2 separate regions of the Homo sapiens genome follow, and region 2 is linked to region 1. A link is an interaction called in ENCODE POLR2A ChIA-PET data of the cell type or tissue named here. Cell type or tissue: IMR-90. All regions are shown on one strand. Each heading gives the region's core, and the rest is flanking DNA. Links, peaks and the distances in the headings are about the cores only.

Evidence for each region. Peaks named below come from ENCODE experiments on the same cell type or tissue, not always from the same donor. Only the 100,000 strongest peaks of a DNase experiment are listed, where the experiment ranks them.
Region 2: POLR2A ChIA-PET joins it to region 1 with 5 read pairs; 3 of 35 experiments call an interaction of 5 or more read pairs at or near these places.

The regions. Positions count from the first base shown.
Region 1 is chr3:8,487,932-8,493,311 of GRCh38, reverse strand. All of the region lies in intron 3 of LMCD1-AS1 (LMCD1 antisense RNA 1), which reads left to right. Among named protein-coding and RNA genes, the nearest start is that of LMCD1-AS1, 11 kb to the left of the region's middle. In IMR-90, for the core only: no CTCF peak of the experiment used is centred there; a DNase peak (open chromatin) is centred at 3,111; H3K27ac peaks cover 373 bases.
Region 2 is chr3:8,558,723-8,564,102 of GRCh38, reverse strand. The region is part of intron 4 of LMCD1 (LIM and cysteine rich domains 1); the gene reads right to left. Among named protein-coding and RNA genes, the nearest start is that of LINC00312, 10 kb to the left of the region's middle. In IMR-90, for the core only: no CTCF peak of the experiment used is centred there; a DNase peak (open chromatin) is centred at 3,302; H3K27ac peaks cover 504 bases.

The DNA.
Region 1 (5,380 bases), core at 162-5,161:
TTTACATTGGCCTGTCAAAGAGGGAACTGTCAGCTTCAAGGGACACGCTCAGGATAATTGGTACCAGGTGCTATTTCTGAGCTACCACCAACATGATGTTGCCAGGCTCTATCCACACAAAATTTCACTGAATCCTCCTGACACTCTCCTGAGTCAGGCGATCTTATCTCCATTTTACAGAAGAGCAAACTGAGCCCTGGGGAAGTTAAGTAGTTTTTGCAAGGTCACATAGCTGGTTGCAGAGCCCGAAATTGAACTCACATGGGTCAGACTTCAAAGTTAACACTGAGAAAAAGTAAAAACCATAGCTAAAATACCAGCGACCACTTCTTGGGTGTCTACCGTGTGCCAAGCTGTGCTATGCTACAGGATCTGTGATAGAGATAAAAACCACTTCCTCTCCTCCCTACCCATCACTTAACACCTGTGGGCTAATTGTAGGTGACCCTCAATAACCTAATTATGTAGCCTATTTAGAATAACATTCCATTTTAGAATAACCTTGTACCCACCAGTAAATAGGGAAAATTGGGCATGTTCCCATCAGGGAATCTCTAATTAGTGAGCGGAGGAGGGAAGTCTTATAGCACCTGTGTTCTCCAGGAGACTTTAAGAGACAGAGAGGAGATAAAATCAGTATAATTAAAGCCTTAGCATTTTTCCCATTATCACATTTTCCATTCTGTTTGCCATGTTGGCATTTTAATTCTCCAAAGCCTTCTGGGAAACATAATGTTACCTGGTAACATTGCCCCATGGGATGTTGAAATCATGTCATTTTCTAGAAAAAAAAAAATGGTGCAGACGCTTCTGAATGTTACCTGTGTCTGAGCTCCTATCTGTGACCCTGCATCATTTGTGATTGGAATCAATTTCTGTAGCTTGGGCTCAAGGCCAAAATTAGAATCAATTGTGAAGAAGGGGATGTCTGCCTTGATCCATTTTCTTCCAGTTTCACGTCCTTCCTCAATGATGAGATTACCTGCCCGAGCCCCTCCCTCTGACCCAGTGTCCTAGCCGTTTGTGTCCCACTCTGTGCTGCAGCCTCATTATTCATCTGCTGCCCATCAAAGTTTACCTGTCCTGCCTACTGTCCTCTCAGTGCCCTGTCTCACCTTCCCCTCGCTGGGTTGGGCAGCATACTTCTGAGGAAAGAGTGAGGGTTTCCAAGTCAGGCATATCTCAGTTCGAACCCTAGCTCCACCACTCGTTAGCTATGTGGCCACAGGCAAATTGACTTCTCTCCCGGGCTGTTCTGGCTGTGAAATGGAAATGATGAGCCCGGCATCAAGAGGGAGGTACCCAGCTGAAGTGAGATGATGTGCATAGAGCACCCACCCATTGCCTGGCACAGAGCCACACCCATAGTTTCCTGCCTCTCCCAAGATTCCCTTCCCTTTTAATGTCCACCCAGTTCTTCCTTGTTTGTCATGAATAGAATTCATAATAACAGTTCCCCATATTGCTTCCTTCATCACCAGGGAGATGAAACTGTCATGTCAGACTGATTCTGCAAAGATTCTTTTACATGCATATCTGCAACAGGCAGTAGCTGCGTGCAGGCAAGGGGGATTAGTAAGCATCTTCCCAAAGCAAACAGAGGGGCTGGGAGCTGGACAGAGCCTCAAAGGTATCGTATCCCCTAACTTTGTAGCATCCCAACAGGGTGTGCTTCCCTCTGCTTGGATGCTTTCCATGGCAAGCAGCTCATTTCCCCCACCCCCACCCCCTTTTTTTTTTTAACCAGCCAGTTCCAAGGACTTTTGGACAGCTCTGATTGTTAGAACGTTCTTCTTTACCTTGGGCTGACATCTGCTTTCCTGGGGCTGTCACCCTTCTGTGCTTTTCCAGCCTCTGGAATCTATTTGAAGGGCTCTCCCTTTCCCACATGATGACAGCTAATCTATTAGAAAGCTAGGATCATGCGCATGAGAGGCCTTCTCCTCCTCTCCTCTCCGTATTTTAGGCACTATGGTACTCTGCTTAAGTTTGATTCCACCATTATATTCCACTTTGTGGGCAGTGGCCCTCCCCTCCTATCTCAGTAAGCTGGTATGACCTGTAAGGGGGTAGAAGCTCCTGCTTTGGAGTCAGACAAATTTGGTTCAAATCCCTGGTTGGCTACTTACCATGATCCTCAATCCACCTATTATAAAATGGAGGCAATACTACCAACCTCATAGTCCTGGCACACAGATTAAATAACCAGCGTGCAGCCTAGTGCCTGGCATGGAGAAGGTGTTTGATACTTGGTAGCTGTATAATTATTTGCCAATTGCCAGGTAGTTAGCTATCATGTTTGGTTCTCTGAGAAACTCTTCCCAGTGACATTTAAGATTTTGCTCAGGCGGTCAGGAGATGGAGACCATCCTGGCTAACACGGTGAAACCCCGTCTCTACTAAAAATACAAAAAATTAGCCAGGCGTGGTGGCGGGCGCCTGTAGTCCCAGCTACTCGGGAGGCTGAGGCAGGAGAATGGCGTGAACCCGGGGGGCGGAGCTTGCAGTGAGCCGAGATCGCGCCGCTGCACTCCAGCCTGGGCGACAGAGCGAGACTCCGTCTCAAAAAAAAAAAAAAAAAGAGATTTTGCCCAGGCTGCATTTGGGAGTCCATTCTTCGCTTGTGACAAAAAATGGCATTAAATAATTGTTCCACTTATCACAACCACAGATTTTTAGGAGGAAAATAGGATAGTCAGCATGTTGCTCAATGGCCATTTTAGTTTGTTCACACAAGGCAGGTAATAATTTAAAAACATAATTTGGATTTTCTGTGGCTAACCATGCACATCCCAAGAGGCCCCTTGGGAATGCAGCAGAATGTCCAGACAGCCACGGGCAGAATTCCAAAGCTTCTGAAAGATGAGTGTGTTCGTGGCTGATGAACAAGGTATGAAGACACCAAATCCCCCTGACAAAGTCCAGCAATGCCTTGCTGCTGATCAGTCTTTCTGGAAAGACTGGATGAGCTCACCCAGAAGAAAAGAGTGGGTGGGAGATTTCAGGAAAGATTCTTACTTATCAGAAATTAAGCTTTAAAAGTTTTGGGCCTTCCTGTTGATTCTCCTAGCTTTTCTCACAACCCAAGACACATGGTTTAGCAATGACGTCATCTGACATGGATAGTCACACTGAAGTCAGAAGCTGTCAAACAGATCCTGGATTATGACGGAGGGTGGAAGGGATGTACAATTTGAGGGCCATGTGAGTGTGAAGTGAGTAATGCTTTGCAGTAGGGTGTTCCTCCCTATCCCATCATTGATGGGTAGCAAACACAGAATTAAACTCTTCGATATATTCAGAAATAGTTATTATGTGTTCCTCTAAAGACCTTACTATTTCCTAGGTAAAATTTACAATTCTGTAGTCCTACCTCTTGTCATGCTAGCAAACTACTTTTATATACTCCAGTTGAATATAAATGGCCAATTTCTATCATTTAGTTTGTTCTTTTTTTCATTGAATCACTCAGTTATTCAATCTGTGGAGCAGTCTTTCAGGCATTTAACAAATAACAATTGCACATCTCTTTCTGTATCAAGAGTTCTGCTGGGCATGCAGCAATGTAAAAAGACACACAGGATTCACTCTCTTGGGGAAGACAGATGTTAAACAAACAATTACAACAAAAGGTAATGAATGGGAGCATTGTGACAGGAAAAGAATGGGCCTTGAGGCAAGAAAAATTGAGTCTGGCTGGCGCTTATAGTTCTCTATTACCAAAAGTATCAGATTCCAGTGGCTTAACTTCTAGGACATCTAAATAAATAACTCCAAACACTCCTCCATTAGAAAGAGTAAGAGCTAACATTTGTGGAGCTCTTGCCATGTGGGTAGACACTGAGCCAAGCCCTTTACAAAGATAGTCACACTTAATCCTCCCAATAATCCTAGAGTTAGGGCCTCTGAGTACTCCCATTTCACAGATGAGGAAGCTGAAGCTCAAAGTGATTAAGCAACTTGTCTGTGGTCATGCCGAGCCAGGTGGCAGAGATGGGAGTTGAACTCTGGTCTCTCTGAGCTCCTGGTAATAACCATGAATGCTTGTCCCCCATCACATGCCTAGGAACTGGAAAAGCTGTGACAAAAGGCTTCGAGAACTCAGGAACTTCCTAGTTTACTCCCAAAGAGCCAGTAATCCTGCAGTGAGGCTCACAGCCCTTGGGTACAAGAGGAAGAATTGGGGTGACCAGGTCAGAGGGCATCTTAGGGTGAACTATGCTCCTGAGTCCCAGAAAGCATGAGAAAGGTTTTTCGGGAAGTTACTTATAACAGTAGAAAGAACGTTAGGCAATCCAACCCAGAAATGAATCAATCTTAGATTCACGTGTGCATTTTGATTGTAGCTGGAATAATATAAACCAAATTAGAAAGCTTAATGTCCACATGACATCTTTATTTGGTTGTAAAGCAACGCATTACACACACTCTCTTTCCTTTACAATGATCCAAAAAATAAAGTGAGTCAGTCATTTTTTGCAAAAATAGGTCCTGCCTTTCAAAAGAAAATAAATTGTTTTCTCAAAGAACATAACCTTCTATTTTTTCCCACTCCTTATGTTCCCGTCCTCCGTTATGTACCTTCTGTCTAGATGTTAGATCATTTTGAACTAATTTGGAAATCTTCATGCTTAATTTAGAAGTGATTCATCTACAGATCGTGTAGTACCTAAGTTTGGCCAGTGATAGGGACAGTTGCTAAGGGGGGGTGTTGATACAGGCTTGCCAGTAAGTGACCCATCTTCTATCATCTAAGATGTCACTGACTTGCTGCAGTGACTCAGGTGGAGTCTTCATAACTGTGAGTATGCTGGGGAGCATCCTCAGAAGCTTCTCTTGGTGTCCCCCACATGGTTTAGGATGGCTCTATGCTCAAGGCATGGCTGACACAGTGCTGCATATTCTAATGAAGGTGTGAATGATTCATGTTTCCCTGCCAGTTCCATTTGGTCATTTTACAGTTTTTTTCAGGCTTCATCCATATATCTTCTCCTTCCCCCAAAGGACTCTTTTACCCAATATCTCAATTATCACTAAAGTGGACTCCTTCTCATCCAGACTCAAGAGAAATGAATCTCAGAATCCAACTGTATTAGTCCATTCTCACGCTGCTAATAAAGATATGCCTGAGACTGGGTAATTTATAAAGGAAAGAGGTTTAATGGACTCACAGTTCCACATGGCTGGGGAGGCCTCACAGTCATGGTGGAAGGCAAGGGAGGAGCAAAGTTATGTCTTACATGGCAGCAGGCAAGAGAGCATGTGCAGGGGAACTTACCTTTATAAAACCATCAGATCTCATGAGACTTATTTACTATCAAGAGAACAGCATAGGTAAGACCCACCCCCATGATTCAGTTACTTCCCACCAGGTCCTCCG
Region 2 (5,380 bases), core at 269-5,268, 71 kb before region 1:
AAACTTTATTCACGTGTTCATAAACTTTACCCAATGTCCTTTTTCTATTCCAGGATCCCAGATTCACTTAACTGTCATGTCTCCTGAGGCTCCTCCTAGCTGGGACAGTTTCTCAGACTTTGTTTTTGGCCACCATGACAGTTTTGAGGAGTACTGGTCAGGTGTTTTGTAGAATGTCCCTCAGTTGGGATTTGCCTGATGTTACTATGATGAGTACGTTGGGAGGAAGATCACGGGGCAAACTGCTCCTCTTATCACATCCTTCAAGGGTACATACTGTCGCCCTCACTTGTCACTGTTGCGGTTGACTTTGACCTTCTGGTGGAGGCAGTGTTTGTCAGATTCTTCACTGTAAAGTGACTCTTCTCCCCACTTCCATACTATCCTCTTTGGAAGGAAGTCACCAAGCCCTCCATGTCTAAAGAGTGCTCCATCTCCTCCAGGGCCAAGTATCTACATAAGTTATTTGGAACCCATGCATGATTTTGGCAGATCCCCCAAAAGGACTCCATGTATGTTAGCTAACATTATTTTTTAAATACCTATGGAATTATCTAATTTATATCTGTTCTCTCCACTAAGCGGCTAGCTGCAGAGGGCAGAGAGAGGCTGCTTGGTTGCAGCTCTGACCCAGGACCCTCTACTGGGCCCCGCACACATAAATTCCCCATCAATAGTTGCTGAATGAAGGAATGCTCCACCCTGCCATGAGGCCTTTGCCGTTGCTGTTCAGGATGTCTGGTACATTGTTCCCGTTCCTGTTTGCCTGATTAACTCCCTTTCATTCTTCAGATGTGAGACTTAAAGATCTTTGGTTCTGGGAAATCTTCTCTGACCTCCTTCCAGGGGCAATTAAGTCCATAATAAAGCTTCTCTGCTTACCTTTCTCTGTATGGTTGTTTGATACCTGTTCTTTCTACACTAGATGGAAGCAGGAGCCACATCCAACTATGCTTGCTTTCACATCTCCTCGGTGCCAGGCACATAGTAGATGAACAATAAATATTTGGAAACCTCTGCCCTCCCACCTCATACTTCCTACTTAGGGGACAACAGATGAGTGTGGAAGACACTAGCAGATGATGCATCTGTCTGCACCTTAGAGACAGGTTTAGACTAAGTGCAGCAGAGAGCTGGGCTCCAGAGACAGTTGTGGAAAGTTCTTGGGAGCTTTCAAAACACTCTTGCCTTTCAGGGGCTCATCCATGTTTACTGAGCATCTACTGTGTGCTAGGCCCTGGACTAGATGCTGGGGATACAGCAGTGACCCAGGCAGATAATGCCAGAGCCTTCAGGGAAACTGGAGCTTTGTGTGTGTGGAGGCAGAAAATAAATATATAAAAAAACAGATGAGATAATCATGGAGTGTGATAAATACTAGGAAAACAATCACAGGGTAAGGGAATGGAGAGTGACTTTGGGGGTGGATAGCAGGGACCACCTTAGCAGGAGAGGCCTCTCTGAGGGATGAGGGGCTCTAGGGATCAACCACATTCCTATTTATCTCACAGCAATCCTCTGGATAGGAGATGTAGGTACACAGGAAATGCACTCATTTTATAGATAAGACCAGCGAGGCCCAAGGAGACAAAATAGCTTGTGAAGGGGGGCACAGCCAAGAAACAGAGCTGGGATTCAAACTGCCGCCCTTGGCTCTGTGGCTTTCTATGGGAACTGAGCTGGGTCGGGTGGGGAGACTAAACTCAGGGAATTGTCTGAAGGGCTAGGAGGGCTCCCAGGAGAATGCATTCTGGCATGGCAAAGGAGCAGCATGCCCAATGGCTAGAGGTGAGAAGCAGCTTCCCTACAGGGCCTCTCAGCAGTTAATGTAGCCAGTGCCTGGCTGTTTGTCATCCTCTTTCCATCTGGGGCTCCTTTATCTGTCTTTTACTGCCAGTAACATTTTCACTGGCCTGCTCAGAAACCATGACAAGGTGGACCTCAACTCATGTTGTTCCTCAGCTTCAGTTAGGATTGGGGCTTTGTGGGGAGGGTGAGTGTGCCTGGGAGAAGTTCTCTGTGAGAGCTCTAGATTTCTGTCTTCTGCCAGTTCCCAGGAGCAGTGAAAGTTGCTAAATGCTCATTCATTCACTGGTTCATTCAGGTATCCATCCATCGCACATTTATAACTTGCCTATTCTCATCCTCTAAAGAATGGGAACTTGACATTCTCAATCCACACAATCTTTTGAGTCATTTTGGAGTTATCCCCTGCTCCTGTAAGCCCCGATGATGATGGAAACGACAATGGCTGTCATGTCCCTACAGCGTGTCTGCATCCAGCACTGTGCTCAGGACTTTGCTCGCATTACTATTACCCCTTACATAAGCCCGAGAGAGTTATTTCTCCTTCTAGAGTTATTTTTCTATTCGGAAAATCATTATCTTCTCTCTTAGAAATTACAAAACTGAAGGTCAGGGAGATTCAGTGATTTGCTCAGTAATGCACAGCTGATGGGAGGCAAAGCTAGGATTTGAACAAAGGCCAAACCTGACTCCAAAGCCAAAGTTCTTTCTACTCCATCATGTGGACTTGAGATCCGGCATCAGTAAGCTACGGCCCATGGCCAAACCCAGCCACTGTCTGTTCTCGCAAGCCCCATGAGAATGAAGACTGGATTTTACATTTGCCCTCCAATTCAGTGAAATGTTTTCTCCCAAGAAAGAACCCCTTCTGCTTTTCTCATTAGTAGACCTATATTGGAAAAAAAAAAAAAAAAACTCTGTGCTCAATTATTATTATCTTTTGAATTTCATTTAAAAAACCCATGGAAAGTTGTTTTCTCTCTTGTTACATAAAGTGCCCACATGATATTGCAATTTTGGCTCTTGGCTCACATCTCCTAAAATATTTATCACCTGGCCCTCCAAAGAAAGTGTTTGCTGAGCCTGGCTTTAGATGCTAATTTAAACTTAGTAAGTATCAACTATGTTTCAGCCAAAATAGAAATATTTACTTTTTTGCCATGTGAAGACAGGGAAGCACATAAGAGTTTGCACACTTACTATTCTTAACTTATATACTTTGATTACATACTTAATATACTCATATATTGAAGAGGAAATAAACATTAAAATGGTGAAAATTAGGAAAAGAACACTGAATAACAAGGAACGTCATGTACTGATAGCAGTTTCTGAGCGTAGGAGCTCTTGAATGACTGCCTATATAAGGAATGTGTTTGGTCAACTAGATATATCTTGAACTGGATCCTGACTGTGCCTGATAATGTTCCTTAGAACATGCTAGATTTGTGGTTTCAGTTACACCCCCAAGAATGAGTGGTGTGAGTTTTTCGCTCAAATGAAAACCCTGTTCCTCTTCACATGATTGAGACTCAGCTGGCTTGGAGCCCATCAGGGGGTCTAGACAAAAAATCAGTGACCAGTCATCATCTACTTATTTTCACCCTCCCTCCTGCATAGCTGGGAACTGTAAACTCTTTGGCCAGGGCTGTCTGAATACAAAGTGAGTTGTCTGTCTGGCTTCTTATTTCTACAGAATGAAATTTCCAGCTCTTTCCCTCCCACACAAAAGGGACTTCGTGTCAGTTCACCAAACTACACCCCATTGGGTAACACCATGATATATCAATGGGGCTCCCCACTCCACATTTACAAATGTGAATTGACATGAAAGTAGGGAAAGGGAGAGGGATAGAAATGCACCTGGATTGGTCTGGGGAGCACCGGCAGGCACCCTGATGATACACTGAAGGAAGGAGGGGGATATCAGGTCCAAAAGGCAGTTTAGGGTGATCATGGGTGGCTTTGAACCCAGGTTATGGGTTGGGACTTCACTCTGGAGGCAATGGGTAGCCACGACTGGTTCTTTTTAAGACATTTTAAAAATATTTAAATTTTTTGTAGAGATGGGGTCCCACTATGTTACGCAGACTGGTCTTGAACTCCGGAGCTCAAAGGATCCTCCCGCCTTGGCCTCCTAAAGTGCTGGGATTATAGGCATGAGCCACTGCACCTAACCCGTTACTGGTTCTTGAGATGAGGAGTTCAAGGTTCTAATTTGCACTGTAGGGAGATATTCTCGCAGCAGTATGAAGGAAGGAAGGAAAATTCTTGTTCACAGAGCTTGTTTGCAACCTTCTCATCCGTTGGAAAGCACTTTGTGAAGCCCCTCTTGGAGGAGCATTTCTTCCCTCACTGTTCTCCCTAGCATCCCTGGCTCTTGGACTGGTTTCTACCAGTAGCCAGCCCCTTTAAGCAAACAGTATCATTATCACTCCATGAAAACAAGATGTCCAGGTAAGGAGCCCTCTCAACATGTGTCAGGATGAAATGTGCTCTTCTTGCCTCTAAGCCATTTTCTGTATCCTTAACTCAGTCATCTCAAAGGATGAGAGACCTGAGGTTGTCCTGGATCTATCGTCTGGTGGTCCCTCAGCCACGAGAGACAAGCTAGCAGCCGAGAGTCAGAATGCCAGCCTACTTGGGTCTCATCATCCTGGCCCTTTCTCAGCACAAACTTAGTCTCTCCCACAATTCTTTGTAGCGAGGTTTGCAATTTCTAAATTGCAACAGGTGGCTGAGAGGGGAGATACCAAGTCAGACTGCCTGGGTTCATAGCTGTGTGACCTTGGGCAAATGAACTAACTTACCTGTGCCTCTGTTTTTTCACCTGTTGAATGGCGATAGTAATGATAGCAACCTCATAGGATTGTGGTGTGAGTTAAATGACATAATGGAATTTTTGGACTTTATAAGGGCTCAATAATGATTTGCTAAAATCTCGTGTATTCCTTAACTCTGCCCACCTTGCAGGCTAGAAATGTAAAGCCCAGAGGGATTAAACCACTTTCCTAAAATGACAAAGATATGTTGAAGGCAGGTTTGGAGGCCTGGATTTCCTTCCATGATACCAAGGGCATGTAGACTAGCAGGAAGTCATTCCTGCCACTGATGAGCTCTATTTTTTCCCCTATCAGTTCTCTCCATTTGTGCAAGGCCAGAGAATCGAGTCGTGTGAGTTTTTCATCATTTGCCACTGCTCCAGACTCAGCTCCACTCATCCCCTGCTTGGAGGGCCTGCTCCTCCCCATATCTGATCCTGCCCCTGGAGACAGTGGTTCTCAGGGTTGAGCCTGCCTCAGTATCCCCTAGAGGGCTGGTTAAAACATATCTCTGCTCCCCCACCGCCACCACCTCCCCACAGTGTCTGATACAGTAGATCTGGGGTGGGGCACAAGAATTTGCAAGTTCCTAGGGGATGCTGGTGTGGTTGGGGCCACACTTTGAGAACCGCTGTTATAGACTGTTTAAAAATAACTTTATACATAAGCTCAGCAAAACTGATATCACCAATTCAGTTCAGTTACAACAAAGGCTCATTTGAATTCCTGGGATGTTTAAACTCAACACTATT